Linked DNA regions of Homo sapiens: region 2 is linked to region 1. A link is a loop called in an ENCODE intact Hi-C map of the cell type or tissue named here. Cell type or tissue: CD4-positive, alpha-beta T cell. All regions are shown on one strand. Each heading gives the region's core, and the rest is flanking DNA. Links, peaks and the distances in the headings are about the cores only.

Region 1 (10,980 bases), core at 1,347-9,346:
ATGAGAAAGGGAATACCAATGGGAACCCAAAAAGATTCCAGAGATGCTAAGATTTCTGGATGGGGGGAAGGGAAGTCCGTGATACAGACATTTGGGTAAATCCCTAATTTTCCAGGGTCAACATCTTGGAAGACAATTTCCACAGGCTTCTCAACCAGGTTTCTCATCTGGACTGCTGACACAAAAATGATGTAAGTGACTATTTTCTCAATTGTCCCAAATAGCTAGAACCATTCTGGATGCAAAGGAGAGAAGTTGATTCATCGCAACAACAGATGCTGTCGGCCCTTCGGGCTGAATTCCCGGGACCCACATCTCATCCTGCTTGTCAAACCTCTTGATTCAGTGAATCCCTGGTTCATTCAGAAAACAAAACTCATCACTTTCAAAGCCAAAGAATCATCATGAGGAAGCTTCATGTAAATTTCCAAAATGTAAAAGAAAATATTCCAAGAGCACTGGTCTTCGAAACAGACCGCGGAGGGTTAAAAGCCAAGGCCTCCTCCCACAAATAAAAGAAACCCAAAATGTTCTACCTGTTTTATCTAAACAACGACGCAATAAACAGCTTGAAAACTTATCAGGTATTGAGAAATACGTGGTTTATCAAGGAAACCCAAGATAAGAGGAAGGCAGAGAAACAACCGCGGTCAACAAGCAGGGGCTGTGGCGCCCTGGGGGCTCCGCAGTGGGTTCCTCGGGCTGAGCACTGAACGTCAGCACTGCCTGGGGGAAGCTCGTTGACTACAGCATCTTAGGCCCCACCGAAGAGAGGTTGGAGATGCAGCCAAGGATGGCATAATTGTAACAAGTTCCCCAGCTGATCCTTATAAAGAGGCAGATTTGGGAACCGCCACTGCCACCCAGCACAAATTCAGTCCTGACTCCCTTCCTGGGGCTTCAGAAGGCAGGAGCTCTTCCCAAGGACGCTGCCCAGCTCCACCTGGAGCCAGGTGAGGGTCCAGAGGCACAGCGCCCAGCCCTTGTCTCACAAATGTACTACATACACATGTGCACACACACACATTAATGTACATATGCATACATGTGTATTCATGTGTATGCACACATGTGCACACATACACATACGTACACACGTGTGCACACATGCATGTACAAATGTACTTCCACACACACGTGCATGTCAGCACACATATGCACACATACAAATGCACACGCACACATGCCAGCACACACCATGCATGCCCAGGCACAATCCTCCATTCCTGAGGTGAGGAGGAAGTTGGGGAGTTCTGGCAAAACCATCCGCCTCCTCACCGGCTTCCTGCCAGGCCAGGGGAAGGGCTCTCTGGTTCTGCGCTCCTTTGGTGATGAGCAACCAGCCCCTTCCCCAGATGAGCCCATGCCTCACATAAGCCTGGGAGCTCAGGTGGGCTTGCACAGGTGCCCAGGATCAACTTCAACTGCTGCTCTGAGCTGTGCAGGGCCTGATGAGGTCATAGGAGGATTGACTGGGGACTGGGGGAAGTGGGCAGCAGGGGCAGTGGGGTCAATGCCCCTCAGAATATCTCTGGCTCCGTCCACAGCAGTGTGGGCCCCACTGATGTGCCCACCTCTTGCCTGGGCAGGGGGGTGCTTCTGGCTCATGGACACCTTGGAGAACCTCAAGAGTCACCCCATCTCTGTCCCTTTGGTTTCCTGGATGAGGCAGACAGCATGCCCCTGCACATACCTGTCTGCCCTGAGCCCACTCCTCACCTTCCCACCTGGCCCTGACGGAGGAACAAGCTGAGCTGGAAGCTGCACCTCAGGCTTTGGAGTCCCTCAAGAGACCTCACCCCTGCTGCAGGTCCCTAGTCCAGGGAAGAGGGATGAGCCCATGGGGCCAACCCAGGCCCCCGCCCCACCCTACCACCCACTTCCTGATGTGCCCGGTGCTGTTTGGGCCCCAGGGAGGAGGAGGAGCTCCTTGAAAACAGTGGTTACGGCTCCCGTCACCCACGACGTGGGACTTTGGACAAGTTATGTATGCCTGGCGCCTCACCTGTCTGCTGGGCGCCTCACACCTGCCCACAGGGCCTCCATGAGGATAATGTGAGGAGCTCCATGCGCTGCCTGGCACAGGGGGAGCCTCATAATGGGTGAGGTCATTGTAAGAATTAAATAATGGAAACACACACACAACTCTCCCTCTCAAATAAGCACAGCAAAAAAACACAAAAGCAGTCCAAGCTTCTAATAAACTCTCCCACCCTAAATCCTTAAAAACTCTCAGTCCATAAAAGAGTGCGCTCTGACCTAACTCAGCCAGCCGCCCCTCTCAGGTTTGTTTAAAATAAACCTGTCCCTGTTGACTGTACAGCCACCCTTCGTGTTTCTCTCCTCTTTCTTTAATTATTACAGTCATAGTCTCTTGCCGGGCAAGACAGGCATGTGTCTTCAGGAAACAACATGTGTGCTGGGTAGTGTGACTTCCCCGAGTGCAGGAGCAGTGACCCAGTCCCCTTCTCCCCACAGCGCCACCTCAGTCCCTCAGTCACATCTAGGTGGCTTATCTTCAGCAAGGTGTAAACTGGCCACAACCACCAGCCGCTGAGGACCCCTCTCCCCTCTTGAGAGATGTCAGGGTCCCTTTCCCAGCGCCCCTGGCTGTGCAGCCCTGACGTCCCCGCTCACAGCAGGATGCCCACCACGGCCCCATCAGCCAGGCTCCTGGCCTTCACCAACCACCCAGCCGGGCTGGCTCTGTGACGTCAGCAGCGAAGAAGACACAGTCCCTGAACGTGGAATCACAACTGAGAGGGAGGGACCACTGGCCACGTGGGCTGCCTGTGGCCCCTCAGAGCCCTCAGCACCCGCGGCATTTCCAAGCAAGTCTGGCTATAGCAGTTGGAAGCTATGCTCTGCCTAGCCCATCGCATGACCCCTGGAGGGGCTGCCCCCTCCTCAGCCAACTCAAGGCAGGCTGGCACCTCCCTCCAAGGCTCCTGCCCTCCAAATCCAAGGACACTGCTTCCTGGGAAGGACAGGACCTGCTCATCCCCTCCCCATGGAGGGGGCTTGAGGAGCCAGGTGTCTAGAAGGGGCTGAGGCTTCTCAAAGCTGGCACTGACTCCTCCAGATGAGCTCCCCTCTCTTGCTGCCTCCCCTCAGTGCAGAGGTGCAGGGGTGGTGAGGAGATCACAGGCTCACAGAGAGCCCAGCCGACAGCCCCTTCGTCAGCCCCTGCACATTGCGGATCACATCACGGGTGCAGAACATGAAGCTCTGTTCAGGGAGGCATTCCTCGCCTAGCAGCAAAGGCAAGCCCGTCCCCCAGGTGTGGATGCAGGGTCCTGGGGCAGCCTCCCCGTCTCCCTGCCCATGTGGTCCTAGGCACTGTGCATCCATTTTTGCTACCCACCCTAGCCCTGGGGAAAGGAGACCTGGACCCAGCCAACGACCACCGTCCCCAAGCCCTGAGGTGGCCCAGGCCTGGGTGCTGGACCCCAGCAAGGCTGGTCCCACCCTTCCATGAGATCTGCTGTGTCCACACTACCAGCAAGAAGCTCTGCCCCTTTACAGAAGACATCCAGCTCCAGCCCAGCCACAGGGCTCCAAACACTTTTCTGGAGAAAGTCGGGCCTGCCACGCTCACAGAGCCCAGATCCAGCTCTGAGTGAAGCTGGCTGGGCCTCGACCCTGGGTAACTGGGCCCCAGCGCAGAGTCTCCATGTGCACCTGGGGGGGTGTTCTTTTTTTCTTTCTTTTTCTTTCTTTATTCTTCCCTCCCTCCCTCCCTTCCTCCCTCCCTCCCTTCCTTCTTCCCTCCCTCCCTTCCTTCTTCCCTCCCTCCCTCCCTTCCTCCCTCCCTCCCTTCCTCCCTCCCTCCCTTCCTTCTTCCCTCCCTCCCTCCCTTCCTTCTTCCCTCCCTCCCTCCCTTCCTCCCTCCCTCCCTCCCTTCCTCCCTCCCTCCCTTCCTTCTTCCCTCCCTCCCTTCCTTCCTTCCTCCCTCCCTTCCTTCCTTTCTCTCTTTCTTTCTTCCATGTATTTATTTAATTTTACTCACGCTACTTTGACCCTTTCAACTGAAAAAAGTCCCAGCCAATCCCCACATCCAAGAGCCGGCCCTCCTTCCAGGAGCTCCCAGTGCTGACACGGGGGTAGGCCTGATGCTGACTGCATCTGGAATTCAGAGAAGCCAGAGGTCAGAGTGAGCCCCCAGCTCTGCTTCCAGCTCAGCCCCTCCCTGGACCTCAATTAACCCCAGGCCTGAGCTGAGTTTAGAATCCTGTAGCCTGTCTGAGATTCAGCTTTGATGACCAACTCAAGCCCCCAACACACACGCACGCTCACAGATACAGAGTCACTGGCACAGAGACACACACACGTACACACAAAGAGACACACAGACACACACAGGAAAAGACACACAAACTGAGAAAGCGACACAGATACACACAAACACACAGACACACACAGAAATACACACAGACACACACAAGCACGACACATACACAGATACACAGAAAAAGACATACAGACACACAGACAGACACACAGGAACACAGAGAGACACACACACAGATACACACAGAGACAACACACAGGCACACACACATCTGTGACGCTCTGAAGACTCAGGCAGGGCTGTCCGTCACCCAGCACAGCCTCATCCTGCCAACCAGGCTGGACAGGGCCCCTGAGGCCATTGCGGGGGCAGAGCAAGTTTGCACGGGGAAACCCACGTTCGTTCCCTCATAACGCTGGCTGCAGCATCCCAGGCAAAGGCTTCCCAGGCTGAAGGGGGCTCCGTGCAGGAGGAGGGGCCCCCACATGCCACCCCATGCCCCACTTTCCTCCCTCTCTCTTCCCACCTGCCACCTCCGGCTCCGCGGCAGGGAGTTCTGGTAACAGCTAGACACACGGGCAGAAACCCACAAAAAGACTCACACACGTGTGTGTGTATTCCAAGGAAGAAGTGAAAGCTCTGCTCCCGTTGCCATGGCAACCCCACCCGGAGCTACAGCAAGAGCTTTAATTGGCAGTACTTATTTGGCTGAAACCCCAAGAATAATCAACAGGAGATTAGAAACATTAAAAACCAGCAGGAGCATCCTGGAGAAGACGATGACAGACAGGACGATCCCCCTGAAAACTCTATTGATGACAGTAATGACAATTGTACGGTTTATTGCGTGACCGTGTCACGCCAGCCTGTGCTAAGTTCTTTGCATGTGTTATTTCGTTGGATCCTTCCAACAGCCCTTTGATCATTTCTCCCATTTTGCAGATGGAAAGTTCTCTGAGGCTCAGAGAGGTAAAGGAAGTGGCCCAAGGCCACACAGGATTTAAAGACTGCTTGGAATGACTCCGAACGCCACCTTGGTCATGACGGTCATGAGCACTGAGCTTTGCCTGGGGTCCCCCAGAAGGCACCAGCGTCAGCAACTGGGACCCCTGTAGCTCTTCCAAGGCAGCTGACACCCCCTATGCCCCCAGTGGCTAAAGACCACAGCTCAGCCAGCCAGAGGGCCTGGCCAGGGTTGACCTCCAAGACACCAGCCAATGCCTGCGTCCAGGTTGCTGCCAGCTTTACCCCTCAGAACTCCCGTCCCTGCCGCTCCTCCGGCCACAGCATCCACCCTGCAACCCGCCATGGGCCTGCTGACCCCTGGTGGCAGCCATGGGGCATGGCACCAAGACGTGGACTTAACTCCCAGACCCTAAGGAGGAGGGCGCTGGTCCAGGAGCTCCCCATGCTTGGGAGAGCCCCTGCGAAGGGTTCTGGGGGGGGCCAGAGCCAGGCAGGCAGGGCAGCGTGGCCAGCACCCAGCACCTTTTGCAGGCGCTCAGAAGGGAAGAGGGGGCTCCGGGAAAGGCTGCCCTGTAGTTGCTCCCTTTTCTGCTCAGGCAGCAGCTGACAGGGGAGGCCAGTTAGCACCAGGGATCCTCTGGCCATGACAGTCCTGCCACCAACGACAAGCAAGTGAATGAGGACTGTCCTGCCCAGAGCCCAGCCAATCGGCACTGCAGACAAGGGACGCTGACCTGGACTGGGTCCCTGGCCAGGTCCTAGACCTGGAAGGGCTCTGCCATCCCATTCACAGCCCCCAGGCCACTGATGGCAGCACCTGGACCTTGGACCCTGGACCCTGAGCCCTGGTCTCAATCATGACGTCTGTGCCGGTGCTGTCTGAGCGTGGCTCCCCGGGGAGCCAACATCGCACCAAGTGCCAGGACCTCCGGCTTTGTCTGTTGCATGATTTCTGGGAGCAAACAGCCTGCAGCCGCTGATCAGCAGCCATTGGACAGGCACGGAGCAGACCCCACCACGACGGCAGCAGCAAGTGGGCTTCCCAGGCTTCCCAGGCTTCCCAAACGTGTATCCACTAAACAATTTAAATTGCCTTTTTTTTTAAGCAACTGGCATTTACTCTGTTGGCATCTTATTAAACTTCCCCCTCTTGAGCTCCTCAAATATGCAAGTCACTGTCATTCCAAATAAGGGGACTAACAGTTGAAATGGTGAGGCAGCGGTGTGCACTGTGACCCGCCTTCCCGGGAAAGTCAGAGCACAGAAGCGGGGTGAGGACCGCACCTGCCAAGCTGCCGGTCAGGAGCACACCAGGTGCAGCAGCCGGCTTGCTCCTCTGCCTCCCTGAGCGGCAGCCCAGACCTGAGCCAGCAGAGGAGCTCGGGGTGGATCTGTGCAGGGCTCAGCAGGACCACGCTGCCCACCTGGTGCTGGGGCTGAGTAGTTCCAGTGTGGGGCCAAGGCCCCTGCTGGAGGAAGCCATGGGCCATGATCTTCCACAGGGTTCTAAGACCACATGGGGTAACATCAGCAGGGAACTCTGAGGAGACCAGAGACATCTGAGGAGGCCACTCCCTTACCCAGATGTGAGGAGCCAGGGCCACCTCTGCCACGGGCCTGCCTTTAGGAAGCAGCACTCAGTGACCCAGTGAATTGGATGGGGACCAAGGGCTCCCTCTGCCCCTTCTCACATCCCTAACAGAGAAGTCAGGTAACCTGACACAGCCTGTCCCCTCTCACTGGCCTGTGTGCAATCCAGGGGGCACAGAGAAAGAAGAACCAAAGGCTCTGGGGCTCAGAAAGCTTCAAGCCCCTATGCAGGCCTGGAAGTGCCAAGGCAGAGCCTCTTCTCCAAGCAAGTGCAGAGAAGGCTGTGCAATAGACTGACAGCAGGAAGGGAGGAAGGAGGGGGGAGGAGGGAGGAGGGCAGAAAGGGAGGGAGGAAGAACGGTAGGAGGGAAAGAGGACAAAAGGGAGGGAGGGAGGAGGAGAGGAAGGGAGGAGCAGAGGGAGGGAGGAAGAGAGGGAGGGAGGAGAGGGAGGGAGGAGGAGAGGGAGGAAGGAGAGGGAGAGAGAGGGAGAAAGAGAGGAGGAAGAAGGAGATGGAGGAGGGAGAAAGGAAGGGAGGGAGAAAGGGAGGAGGGAGGGAGGGAAGGAAGGAGGGAGGGAGAGAGAAAGGAGAAAGAGGGAGGAAGGGAGGGAGGAATGGAGGGAGGGAGGAGGGAGGGAGGAGGGAGAAGGGAAAGGGGAGGGAGGCAGGAGGGAGAAAGGAAGGGAGGGAGAAAGGGAGAGGGAGGAGGGAAGCAAATGGGCGTTGGAGTCAGAAGAGCCTGGAGTAAACCTAGCCCTGCTGTCTACAAGTCGTACCACTTTGGGCAGGTTCCTTACCTCTGGCCTCCCTTTCCCCACATGTAAAATGGGCTCGGTAGCAGCTCTTCCCTGGCAGGGCTGTTGGGGAACGAAGCGGGGCTGTGTGACATCAAGTGCTCAGCACAGCGCCTAGCACAGCGCTCAACAGTTACTCCCTTCCTGCTCGGTGTCCATTCAGGGCCCCCCTTTCCCCTCCAGGTGATGCGTGCTCAGCGGGTGAGGCCTGTGAACCCCTGGGGACCTAGAGAGGCCAGACAGTGTTCACAGGACCCCGGAATACTGAGCGAGAGGCTACAGTGTCCTGGAGAGCCAAGGGCCAGGGCCAGAATCACTCGTGCTGGGGAGAGCTCCCTGTGCACGCTGAAGACAAGGGAGCGTGCAGTTGGCCCTGGGCTCACATGCTAGTCCCCAAGTGGCAAGTCTTCCAAATGCAGCAAAGTCCCCTATGTGGCCAGAAAGTCCCCAACAGCACAGCACTAAGGAGCTCAGAACCTGAACCCGAGGACCGTTCGCCCCTCGAGGTGGATGAATGACTCCCATGGGCAGAAGACCAAGTGGGAGCCTCTGGGAGTCTGTCCGTGGAGTCCTGGGCTGATCCGCAGGGCCGTCGATTCTGTCTGATGCCTGCAGAGAGGGGCCTGGGCAAGATCCATGTTCTTGAGCAATGGACATTGTCCTCTCTGGCTCCAGCAGTGCCCTCGCCCAGCCCCAGCAAGACTCACAACTGCAGTGTGGACAGAGATAATAGCTGCGGTTCACGGAGGGCTGCAGCCACCTCACTTCATCCTCCATGAAGCCCACGTGAGCCGGCAGCACTGGGGTTCATATTGGCCCTTTCTTACAGATGAGAACATGATCGCCACTGGGAATTCAAACAACTGCCCAGCCCTGCACCTTCAGGAGCAACTGCCCCATGGTGCAAACTCAGACCCTCCTCAGCCCAGCGTCTCTGGCCTTTGCCTGGGAGAAGGGCCTCGGGTACTCCCAGTCCTGCAGGCTGGGGCTGTCCTCCAGCAAAACCAATTACTGGGAGACGTCTCTGGACCTGGGATGGGCACTGCCAGGAGGGAAGGCGGGGGCCGCCAGCAGGAACACGGAGCTGCCAATGCACCAGGATTGGGACAGGGTGCCAGGGGCCAGTCCCTCCCTCCCATGGTGTCCTGGGCCCCTGCCACAGCAACCAATGTCCATCAAGCCGAGCACAAACACCACGTGGGTGGGGACGTCACAGGCCCAAAAGCTCCCGAATCCACGGGAGGAAGGAGTGGACCCCACACAGCCCATCAATGTGCCGGCCCCTCAGGGCACAGCCTCATGGCTCAGTCACTCAGCCCAAGGTACGGCAGCTGGGCACCTAACAACACTCCATGGGCATTTATTGAGCACCTGTGGTATGCCAGGTGCATGCGTCAGAGGGAGCCATGAATAGCACAGACTAGATCCCTGCCTTCCAGGGGCTCCTGGCCCTGGAGGAGATGCACAGTGAAGAGAAGAGGAAGAGATGAGGAGAGCAACGACCCACAGAAAGGGTAGGGCAACAACCCCAGAGAGAGGGCAGTGCCGCTCTCAGTACGTGGAGAGACAAAGAGATGGGAGACAGAGAGACAGACAGACAGAGAGAGATGGAGAGACACAAAGAGACAGAGACAGACAGAGAAACAAGGAGACACAGAGAGACAGACACAGAAACAGAAAGAGATGGGGAGACACAGAGAGACAGAGACAGAGAGACAAAGAGGCAGACAGAGAGACAGACAGAGACAGAAACAGAGAGAGACACAGGGAGATACAGAGAGACAGAGAGAGATACACAGAGAGACAGAGAGATACAGAGAGACACAGAGAAACACAGAGATGAGAGACTCTATCTCTCCCTCTGTGTGTATGTCTCTGGAGAGATAGATACAGAGAAAAACAGACACAGAGAAACAGAGACAGAGAGATATGAGACAAACACAGAGGGAGAGACAGAGAGATGCAGAGACAGACAGAGGAAGAGACAGAGACAGACAGAGATGGAGAGACACAGAGACAGAGACACAGAGAAAGAGAGAGAGATGGAAAAAGAGATAGAGACAAACAGACATAGAGACTGTAAGGTAGAGACAGAGACATAGACAGAGAGAAACAGATAGAGAGATACAGATACAGAAACAGAGGGAGACACAGCTAGAGATAGAAACAACGAGAAAGAGAGAAAGAGACATAGATAGAGACAGAGACACACAGGAGAGGGCCCAGTTTGGGATGGGCAGTAGGGGTCAGATGGGGCCAGCACTGGCGGCATCTCTGCACCCACCCGCAGCCTGCGGCTGACCGCTGCTCAGTCCTGGCCTCTGGAGACAGCCCTTCACTGTCTGGGGTGTGGCTACCCCCAGGTCCAGGTTAAAATTTTCCTCCAGCAGTGCATCCCAGCTATCGTGGCCTCTGCATTCCAGGATCTCCCTCCAGTCCCCGCTCTGTGCCTAGAGGGCCCCAGCTCTTGTTCACCAGCTGGCCCCAGAGAGGCTCATGTGTTGAGACCTGGGCCTGGCCTGCCTGGAACTCCATCTTCTGTTTGTCTGTCTGTCTGTCTGTCTGTCTGTCTCTCTGCCTGTCTGTCTCTCTGCATTGCAGACTTCCTTGCCTCCCCCTCCCCAGAGTCTCCCCTCGTCCCCATGGAGCCCTGTCCTGTGGCTAAGGCGGCACTTCCTTCCTTCCTGTGGAGGGAGGGGGCTGTGGCGGAATCCCATGCCCCCACCTGCCCCTGGAGACTGGGACTCTTCTCCTTTATGTCTTGAAGCAAACAAGAGAGACCCCCACCCCACCAGGGCCCAACAGTGGTTGTGGCAGTCCCTGCCCCTGGTTTCTGACGTGACCCTCGTGGCTCTGCCCCCACTCTGGGCTCTGTCTCCCAATGCTGGGCCTGTGACAGCTGAGGCCCCCTCAGAAAAAGGGCAGCCCAGACTGAGATCCCAAACCCCTCGCTAAAGGAGTCTTGCTCCCGGCGGAGCCCAGGGTGCCATGGGGTGCAATTAGCTGGGACAGCATGGGCCGCAGGGACACTGAGGATAACGCTGAACACAACAGCCCCAGGGACCCAGTGTCTGGAGCCTGGGGAGGGTCAGGCACATGCTGGGAATTGCCTGCATCTTCCCCTGTAACCTCAGAAAGCCCTTCTTTCACAGATTGAGGGAGGGAGGGGCTCAGAGGTTAAGTCACTTTTCCAGAGTTACACAGCAAGTAGGCGGCAGAGCTGGGGTTTGAACCCAGGCCCTCTGGCTTTGCAACCTGAGCTCACGGCAGTGTTCCGACACCTGCTTCTGCACTCTGCGTTCTGCCTCCCAGCCCTCTTCCCTCTGAGAAGGACCCCT
Region 2 (10,980 bases), core at 916-8,915, 110 kb before region 1:
ATAAAATGCCTCCCCTGTATAATTTGCTGGTTTATAGGTGGTTTCGTCACTTTTTAAATGGCTACCCAAGGTGCTCTTTACAGTCCCCTTATGACTGGTAATGAAAGCTCCAGGAAGAGCCCAGAGAGCCCAGGAAATAAGGAGGTTCCCACTCCCTGCTGCCCTGTGGCCAGGCGGCGGTGAGGGGCTGCAGGGTGGGCCCCGTCCTCAGGGCATGCAGTTCTGCTCACCCTGCATGCTGCCTGCAGTTCTGCTCACCCTGCATGCTGCCTGCAGTTCTGCTCACCCTGCATGCTGCCTGCAGCTTCTAATATACGGTCCTAGGGTTCAATCCGTTCCCATCCCACAAACCCCCAAAGGAAAGACAAATGAAGCACCCTCAAAGGTGAATTTAGACCTGAAAGGCTGTACACGTGTGAAGATGCACATCTATAAATACAGCAAGGCGGATAAAGAGATGGTGGTGGAGGCGGCACACACTCCATCCTGTGTCACCTTGGCTTCCTCCTCCTTCCTGACGCTCCGTGATGTGCCTCTTAGCACCTACACGAAGGCACCATCGTTTTGCTGATTTGGTGCTTGCGTAGTTATTTTTTATATATATAAATAGGGATGGAAATCATTGAAAAATTTTACTAGTAAGTAATTTAAATATTTAGGCCACTGGCAAGGATTTGTCATTATTTTTATGTTTATATTCATTTATTACTATATTAAATTTAACTTATTTTAATAGCAATTAAATTCAATTAATACTAATGTCTTGTGTCCCCAGATATATTAAATGGTAAACTATTAAATTACTTTTACATTTGAAAAAAGGGTCGGCTCATGGGAAGTTGCCAAAATAGCAGAGAGGTTCCAAGTCCCCTTCCCCCAGCTTTTCCAGCGGTTTCACTGTTGATCATTATAATCCAAAGCTCAGCACAGGAAACTAACACAGGTGCCATCTGCAGACCCTTACGAAGATCTCACCATTTTCTCCATACACTCTTGTGTGTGCATGTGTGTCTATGTGCACATGTGCACACATGCATATGTGTGTGCAGGTGTGTGTCTGTGTCTGTGTGCATGTGTGTGTCTGTATGTGCTTGTGCACACATGTCTATGTATCTGTAGTCATGTGTGTACATGTGTGTCTGTGTCTCTGTGTTTGCATGTGTATGTCTGTGTGTACTTGTGTGCAGATGTCTATGTGTATATCTGTATTCATGTGTGTACATGTGGGTCTGTATTTGTTTCTGTGTTTGCATGTGTGTGTCTGTGTGTGCTTGTGTGCAGATGTCTATGTGTATATCTGTATTCATGTGTGTACATGTGGGTCTGTATTTGTTTCTGTGTTTGCATGTGTGTGTCTGTGTGTGCTTGTGTGCAGATGTCTATGTGTATATCTGTATTCATGTGTGTACATGTGAGTCTTTATTTGTTTCTGTGTTTGCATGTGTGTGTCTGTGTGTGCTTGTGTGCAGCTATGTGTATATCTGTATTCATTTGTGTACCAGTGTGTCTGTATGTGTCTCTGTGTGTGCATGTGTGTGCATGTGTGTGCATGTGTGTGCCTGTATGTGCTTGCGTGCACATGTCTATGTGTATATTTATTCATGTGTGTGGACATGTGTGTCTATGTGTGTGTACGTCTCTGTGTCTGTGTACACATGTGTATATCTGTGTCAGCATGTCTGTGTATATGTGCTTATGTGTCTATGTGTATTTGTGTGTATGCACACACATGCATATCTCTGTGTTTGTACATGTGTGCCTCTATGTGTATCTCTGTGTGTGTATATGTGTGTGTGTGCATGTTTTTATCTATGTGTGTATGTCTGAATGTGTATGTGTCCGTCTTTACATATGTGTCTCTTTGTGTCTACGTGTGTCTCTGTGTGTACATGCATGTACCTGCATGTGTCTCCATGCATGTTCACATGTGTCTGTGTGTTCATGTTTGTATTTCTATACAATTTCATCATATGTGTAGACTGCTAGAACTGTCCCAGTGCAGCTACAGATGGTTTCATCACTCTAAGACTCCTCCTGAGACATCTGGCTGTACTTTGTGTGTTTGTTCACTCAGATGCCCTTGAGGACCCGCTCACCTGCCTACTCATACCACATGGCCAGCACTCATGTGGCGCTTCCGCAGGGCAGGGCCCACCATGTTTGTTGAATGAATGATCCTCTACTTAGACATGGACAATCTGAAGGTAACACTGTGAATGACAAGCCAGGTTCCTCCCAAGGCTGGTGCGTAGTGTGAGGCAAGGTGAGGGTGGATACTGGACTCCCTGACCTCAGAGCAGCCCCCCAAGGCCCATCCACTCCACCTCATCCCACCCCCATACAGGATACGACAAGAGGGACATTTCATGATTGGGGGACAATTTCCTAGGGCCAACTAACTCTCAGGTACAGAACATTACGATGACTTCCAAGTAACCCATCCCTCTGGGGGCCTCTGGGCTTCCGAAGAGTGATGAGGAGGAAGAAGTGCAGAGCCCTGCAGACAGCCTGTGCTCTGTTCCTAATAACTGCCCATCTCCACATTCCCAATCAAGCAGCCCCTGGGGAATGTCTTCAGAGCTGCTCTAGGTGGGGGTCCCATCAAAGCAGCACCACTTGGACCATAGTGTTGGAACCCCCAGACAAACATCACCCCTCCGGGCCTTTACCCAGGTCATCTGTAAGGGGACATAGCCCTCTTATCAGGGTCCTGGACCAGAATCCCTAGACATGGCCTGACCCTCTCAGTTCCGTTCCCCCCCTTTTCCTCCTTCTCCAGCCTGCCTACTACCCTGATTCCTGTCCCACTATGGCCTGGGCTTTCTCCAGCACCCAGAGACTGGGGTACATGGCTTTTCCCTGTGGCTCTCAAACCAGTTGATGGTTTTCAGATCTCCGTGGCCATCGTGTCCATGGCAACAGCAGCTTTCAGCTCTCCCACCTCAGTGGTTCTTTCTGATAATGGTTTCCAAAAGGTACAAAGACCACTGGCCTTTTCTGGGCCTCAAATGCCCCCTGAGATCCCAGCTGGGCCAGGCAAGCAGAGGCTACCCTTAGAGACACCATCCAGCCCGGGACCCTAAAATGCACCAAAGCTTGCCAGAAAAAAACGCCAGTCTCCAGGGTGAGGCAGTGCAGTGGGGGCTCCATCAGTGGGCAGGGGCTGGCTATTGGGATTTCCTCACTCCTGGTGGGAGGGAACAGATCTGGTCCTGATGGTCATTTCTAGGGTGGCCTCTTTGACTCTAGCTGCAGATGCCAGAGCTGAGAAAGAGCTAGACCCAAAGTGCCAAAAACATCAGTGAGGGTTCCCCTAAGTTCCACCCCTAGAGGAGGTCAGGGGCGATCTCTGATCTGCAGCCCACAGCTCTCTGCCCAGCCCCGACAATGGCACCTGACACCTGAAGCTTCGTGAGTGCTGAGACCACGTTCTGTTTGTGTTTGCACTCTTGTCACCCAGCCCCTCGTCGGATATTCACAACATTCAGAAAACTAGTTGTTGAATGGATGAAAGCATTAATGAGTCAACCAATTAGTGAATGAATTCACAGAACATTGGGACTAAAATGACCCCTGTGGATATTAAGTGGACATTGAGGCTGTCCCCCTACCCTCCACATCTCCCCTCCCCCGGACCCTTCACAAGAATTCCCAAGAACTTGATCTTCGCTATGTGGGAATCTCCAATCTCTGCAGGAGGGATTTGCTGCCTTCCTGTGACACTCACTCCATCCCGGGGACACTAAGCATTATAAAGCTATTCTTTATGCTAAGCCCAATCTAACGCATTCAGACTCAAAGCCACTGAAGTTCAGGGAAGACATAATTGTGTCGTTTGATTTGTTCACCAAAGAGCAGGTCAGATGGAAAGGTTACTGTCCTCTTAAAAATATTCTGACAACAAATTTTTTAAAATTTTAATGTTATCATTTTGCCTTTTTGGAGAAAGGGTTTCTATTTATCAGCGATGATTAAACACTTCTGAAATCTGGAATTACTGACTTTGACCTTTTCTTTATCGGCAGGTAATAAAACGAATGGGCAGATGACAGAAATGTAATTTGAGGATTACAAAATTTATGAGGAGGCAGCACATTGGGGAGGAAAGTGACTATGATTTGAGTGCTAGCAAGGGATGTGGAGAAAGGGAAGATTTAACCAAAATTGTTTCCTTGGACTCTCAGCTTTAGAAATGAAGATGTCAGTGTTTGTGCCCCATCCACTGCCCGGCGCAGTAAAGAAGAGCTCACTGGATGTTTGTGAATAAGGAAGGGGAGAGGGGAATGACCCCATTGTAGGGCAACAATGGAGAATAAATGAGATGATCCCCATAAAACATTGAGTTCAGACCCGACATGGATCCAGCATTCAGCAAATATTGGCTATTATTATTTTTATCACACCATCTCGTGAGTCTCATCATCTCATGAAATAGTGCATGAGAACAGGAATACTGTATGTAAACCATATGTGTGGTGCTGCTTCACATTCATCCTTTTGGTTCAAAACTGCAGATCCCTGATGCGAAGCTGGGCCCCTCTCTTATTCCTAATTTTGCATCCATCAGTGTTGTGGGTTACGTTGGGTCCCCCAAATGATGCGTTCAAGTCCTGACTCCTGGTAGCTGTGAATCTAATCTTATTAAGAAATAGGGCCCTGACAAATGTAATCAAATGAAGATGAGGTCACATTACAGTGGGGTGGGCCATAATCCAATGACTGTGGTCCTTATAAGAAAAGAAAAATTTGGACATAGGCGTAGAGACACGGAGGGGAGAAAGCCATGCAGAGAAAGCAGCAGAGATTGGAGAGATGTGGCCACAAGCCAAGGTATGCCAGGGGCTGCCAGCAGATGGCAGAAGTGGCAGAGGCAAGAAAGGATCTTCTCCTGGAGCAGCAGTCCTCAATCTTTTGGGCACTAGGGACTGGTTTTGAGAAAGACAGTTTTTCCACAGAGAGGTGAGGAGGGGTTGATTTTGAGATGATTCAAGCACATTACATTTATTGTGCACTTTATTTCTATTATTCTTACTTTCTAATACATAATGAAGTAATTCTATAACTCAGCATAGTGTACAATCAGTGGGAGCCTTGAGTTTGCTTTCCTGCAACTAGACAGTCCCATCTGGGGCTGATGGGAGACAGTGACAGATCATCAGGCATTACATTCTCATAAAGAGAGGTGTAACCTAGATCCCTCATATGCACACTTCACAGTAGGGTTCTTGCTCCTATAAGAATCTAATGCCACTGCTGATCTGACAGGAGGTAGAGCTCAGGCTGGTAATGTGAGCCATGGGGAGCAGCTGTAAATAAGATGAAACTTTGCTTGCTCACCCACTACTCCCCTCCTGCTGCGCAGCCCAGTTCCTAACAGCCCATGGACTGATGATACCTGTCCATGGCCTAGGGGTTGGGGACCGCTGCCCTAGAGCCTGCAGAAGCAGCACAGCTGTGCAGATACTCTGATTTTTGACTTCTGGCCTCCAGAACTGTGAGACAATAATTTCTGCTGTTTTAAGCCCCCCAGTTTATGGTTATTTGTTAGGACAGCCCTAAGAAATGAATACAACAGGTGCATTTGGCCCACAGGTATTGGTGTTTCCTATGTTCAGGTGCTCCGGTAAGCAGGACGCATACAGTCCCTGCCCTTGTGCTCATGTGTTGCCATGTGCCAGGCATACAGGGTCTCCCGATGGACACAAGAGACAAGGCCTCAGACATCACAGACCCCACAGCAGAGGGCAGGAAACCAGCACAAATACCCACGTGATTTGGGAAAAGTCCTGCCAGTAAGAAGCACAGCTGAGCTGTGATTGTGTCAGAGGCCGTGACTTAGAGGGGGATTCCATTAAGGAAACAGACCTGACTCTCAGCTGATGGAAGATGGGTGGGGCACATGGAGTTTATTCAGCTTGGTCAATAGGAAGATCTTGTGTTATGGGAAAGTCCATTTTTTTATTCCTTATAGTAAATTAGGGAAAGTAAGGCTCAACAAAGTCCCGTTAGCTTGTACAGAAACAAAAGATAGCGGGATTTTCCCCAGGGGCCTGGCACCAGGAGAGGGTCTCTCAGGAGGATGCTCCACACAGGTAATGAGGCGTTTATGTTTTCCAAAGCTGTAAACAACTTTGAGAAATACTGTTCACTTACGGCTGCAGTTGGAGCTGCATGGAAGGAGGCTGGCAACAGGGTGAGTGCTGTCCTTGTCCATTCTTAGAGAAACCAGGAGCCCTGAGAACCTGTGTCCAGCACAAAATGACTGACAGCTGGTCTCTCCAATCAGAAGATGGCTTCCCCACCCCCAGCACCTCCTGGGTCTCAGGGCGATTTCAGAGATGAACCTTTCTACCTTCTACCAGGTGGGTGGGTCAATGTGAAAGGGGCAACAGTTTTTAATTTGTAGGGTGAAGGTCAATATTAAAAACATGTTTTGCTGGCCATGCAAGGCTCTCCAAATATTATCTAACTTCGGGACCTGATCAGAGAAATGCCAGAAAGTCACCACTACTCTTGTGGAAAGCAGAAGAAGGAGGCTACCAGAGCGGGGACTATAGGAGCACTGACTTCGGGCCACCCTCTCCTGCAGCAGCTCTTCTGGAACACAAGCCTGGGAGCCTTGGCTGCACTGTCCTTGGTGAGCTGGGAAGTCCTGCTCCACGGGCCCCATCTGCTTTCTGGGTGAGCTTCTCATCACTGTTGTCACAGGATTCATAAAGCACACAGCTCAAAGGTTTCCAATGTGTAACACAATTTCTCCAGGCTCATTTAAATATTTCAAATCAGAAGGAGTTGGCTGTTACATTTCACCTCCCAAAGCTTAGTGAAACACATGGCCAGGCTCGTGACCATGCTGTCTTTGGCTACAGTGGCTCTGTTTCCAAGCAGATTTCTCTTATTCTTAGCCAGGAACCAGTGTCTCATGGCTTCAGGGCAGTAGACTCTGCTCCCAAGACCAGCCCAGGCAGGGGTCTCAGGTCATGGGGAAGTTGTGTGACCCTCAATCAGGACGGGGAGGGGAGGTAGGGACAAGATGGCATTGCTCAGGGGCGTACATGATTGACTCTACAGAGTGTTTGAGCACCTACTATGTGCTGGGCATGCCTTTGGGTGCTGCAGATGGAACAGTGAACAAAGCAAAGCCAGCCAGGCACAGTGGCTCATGCCTGTAATCCCAATACTTTGGGAGGCCGAGGCTGGCGGATCACTTGAGGCCAGGAGTTTGAGACCAGCCTGGTCAACATGGAGAAACCTCGTCTCTACTAAAAATTAGCCGGCATGGTGGCATGCACCTGTAATCCCAGCTACTTGGGAGGCTGAGGCACAAGAATCACTTGAACCTGGGAGGCAGAGGTTGCAGTGAGCTAAGATTGTGCCACTGCATTCCAGCCTGGGAGACAGAACAAGAGACTCTGGTTCAAAAACGAAAAGAAAAGTCCCTGTCCTCATGAAGCTTACCCTGGAGGATCAGTATCCTTGACATGGGAGCCATTTTAAATTAATGTAAAGGAAATCAATCTATATTACCCACCACAGAGCAGAAGGCATACCACATGATTTCTGCTGCTAAGACTAATGAGGGGTGAGCTTCAACCTCAAAAGCATTTCAAAATATTTGGAATGAGGGAGGGAATTATCTTTCTGTTTCTCACAAAGAAGCATGGATGGGTGTGTTGCTCTTATTGTCTACTTTGAATGGGCCATGCATGCATAAGGGACACGTGGCAATGGAACTGAAGGGAAATATGAAGAGGGAGCTCCTTGTGTGTTATTCTAGAGACAGACTGTGCCTCTGTAAGCCTGTATGCCTATGTGTGTGTCCCTCTTTAACACAAAAGGGGCCTGCCACAGGACACAGCATCTGTGAAGACTGTACTGGATCCATGTGTCTGGAGCTGCCTGTCTTTGCAGGCGGCAGAGTGAACCACCACAAGAATGTCAGGTAATGGATGGATCCAGCCCTCTTGTATTCATCCGTTCTCACACTGCTATAAAGAAATGCTTCCTGTGACCAGGCGCGGTGGCTCATGCCTGTAATCCCAGCAATTTGGGAGGCCAAGGAGGGCAGATCTCCTGAGGTCAGGAGTTCGAGACCAGCCTGGTAAACATGGGGAAACCCCGTCTCTACTGAAAATACAAAAATTAGCTGGGCGTGGTGGCCCAGCTACTCAGGAGGCCGAGGCAAGAGAATCACTAGAACCCAGGAGGCGGAGGTTGCAGTGAGCCGAGATCACTCCACTGCACTCCAGCCTTGAGGACAGAGCAAGACTCCATCTCAAAATAAATAAATAAATAATAAAAGAAATGCCTCCTGAGACTGGGTCATTTATAAAGAAAAGAGGTTTAATTGGCTCACAGTTCCACAGGCTGTACAGGAAGCATGGCTGGGGAGGCCTCAAGAAACTGTCAATCATGGCGGAAGGCAAAGGGGAAGCAGACAGGTCTCACATGGCTGAAGCAGGAGGAAGACGGGGCAAGGAGGTGCTGCACACTTGTAAACCACCATCTCTCATGAGAACTCTACCACAACACGTCACTAGGGGGAGATTAAACCATCAGAAACTGCCCCCATGATCCGATCACCTCCCACCATGCCACTTATCCAACATTGGGGATTACAATTCCACATGAGATTGGGTGGGGACTCAGATGCAAACCATATCACTGCCACTGGTGGACATTTGGATCTTTCTATGTTCTGCTACCCTGAGCGATGCTCCCGCAGGTGCTCCAGCAGGTGTGCCTGTCTCTGTGAGCACGCACAAATCATCTGTATGATCAGCTGCTAGATGCAGACTTGCTTAAACAAAGGGTGTGTGCATTCTTACATTTGGACAGATCTCAGAAAATTGTCCTCCCCCCCAAAAAAGTTATTCCAATTTACATTCCCACCAGAAGAAGAATTATTTTCTTACTGTCTTTGTCAATCTGATGGATCGAAAAAGTGCTCATCACAGAGGCCTCAGAAATAACGCCACACATCTACAACCATCTGATCTTTGACAAACCTGACAAAAACAAGCAATGGGGAGAGGATTCCCTATTTAATAAGTGGTGATGGGAAAACTGGCTAGCCATATGCAGAAAGCTGAAACTGGATCCCTTCCTTATACCTTATACAAAAATTAACTCAGGATGGATTAAAGACTTAAACGTAAGACGTAAAACCATAAAAACCCTAGAAGAAAACCTAGGCATTACCATTCAGGCCGTTGGCATGAGCAAAGACTTCATGACTAAAATATCAAAAGCAATGGCAACGAAAGCCAAAATAGACAATTGGGATCTGATTAAACTAAAGAGCTTCTGTACAGCAAAAGAAACTATCATTAGAGTGAACAGGCAATCTACAGAATGGGAGAAAAATTTTGCAATCTAGCCATCTGACAAAGAGCTAATATCCAGAATCTACAAAGAACTTAAACAGATTTACAGGAAAAAAAACAAAAAACCCCATCAAAAACTGGGCGAAGGATATAAGGAAGCCAAAGGAAGACATTTATGCAGCCAACAAACATGAAAAAAAGCTCATCATCACTGGTCATCAGAGAAATGCAAATCAAAACCACAATGAGATACCATCTCACACCAGTTAGAATGGCGATCATTAAAAAGCCAGGAAACAACAGATGCTGGAGAGGATGTGGAGAAATAGGAACACTTTTACACTGCTGGTGGGAGCGTAAATTAGTTCAACCATTGTGGGAAACAGTGTGGCGATTCCTCAAGGATCTAGAACTAGAAATACCATTTGACCCAGCCATCCCGTTACTGGGTATATACCCAAAGGATTATAAATCATTCTACTATAAAGACAAATGCACATCTATGTTTATTGAGGCACTGTTCACAATAGCAAAGACTTGGAACCAACCCAAATGCCCATCAATGATAGACTCAATTAAGAAAATGTGGCACATATACACCATGGAATACCATGCAGCCATTGAAAAAAAAGGATGAGTTCATGTCCTCTGCAAGGACATGGATGATGCTAGAAACCGTCATCCTCAGCAAACTAACACAAGAACAGAAAAACAAACACTGCATGTTCTCACTCATAAGTGGGAGTTGAACAATGAGAACACATGGACACAGGGAGGGGAACATCACACACCGGGGCCCATCGAGTGTGGGGGGCTAGGGGAGGGATAGCATTAGGAGAAATACTTAATGTAGATGAGGGGTTGATGGGCGCAGCAAACCACTATGACACGTGTATACTTATGTAACAAACCTACATGTTCTGCACATGTATCCCAGAACTTAAAGTATTAAAAAGAAAAAAAAAGGAAAAAAAAAAAGCATATTGTGTATGCCAAGATAAGCCTTTGAAAAACACTGGGCTACAACAATGAATTAGATATCTGCCCTCAAAGCACTTTTATATGCTAAACATAAACCACAAACATTTACTGGACGCATACTATGTGCAGAGTAAGTTAATCCAAAAGAGGGAATAATCATTTGAATTTCAATATGAAAAAAAGAAAAACACTGATTGCAAAGGCATAGTATGATAAAAAGAATGTAAAAATCTCATTACATGCTGAAATGATTAAGTTTTGGATACGTCAAGTTAAATAACATCGTTAAAATTAATTTCATCTGTTTCTTTATCCTTTAAAAAATATCCTAAAAAAAATAACATCATTAAAATTTTAAAAAAAAAAGAAAGAAAAAGTGCTCATCATTAGGACAAATAGCTAATGCCTGTGGGGCTTAAAACCTAAATGCAGGTTAATAGGTGCAGCAAACCAGCATTGCACACGTGTGTACCTGTGTAACAAATCTGCACGTTCTGCACGTGTATCCCAGAACTTAAAGTAAAATAAAAATAAAATTTTTAAAAAAGAAAAAGTGCTCATTTCAGGCAGGATTTCATATGAAGGGTGAGACCTCCCTCCCATAGGTTTAAGGGCCCTGCTATTTCCTTTTCCTTGACTTGTGGGTTTGTGACCTTGGACAAGGTGTAAGGAA

What was found. Peaks named below come from ENCODE experiments on the same cell type or tissue, not always from the same donor. Only the 100,000 strongest peaks of a DNase experiment are listed, where the experiment ranks them.
Region 2: a loop joins it to region 1, with 9 times the contacts of the local background. A loop is called at or near these places in 43 of 110 quality-filtered maps.

The regions. Positions count from the first base shown.
Region 1 is chr1:5,740,367-5,751,346 of GRCh38, forward strand. No RefSeq gene overlaps it. Among named protein-coding and RNA genes, the nearest start is that of MIR4689, 120 kb to the right of the region's middle. RefSeq lists enhancers at 382-882, 883-1,383, 2,185-2,769, 5,432-6,228. In CD4-positive, alpha-beta T cell, for the core only: a CTCF peak has its summit at 5,613 (motif pointing left); a DNase peak (open chromatin) is centred at 5,615; H3K27me3 peaks cover 1,151 bases.
Region 2 is chr1:5,632,523-5,643,502 of GRCh38, forward strand. No RefSeq gene overlaps it. Among named protein-coding and RNA genes, the nearest start is that of MIR4689, 220 kb to the right of the region's middle. RefSeq lists an enhancer at 10,813-10,980. In CD4-positive, alpha-beta T cell, for the core only: no CTCF peak of the experiment used is centred there; a DNase peak (open chromatin) is centred at 4,849; H3K27me3 peaks cover 2,319 bases.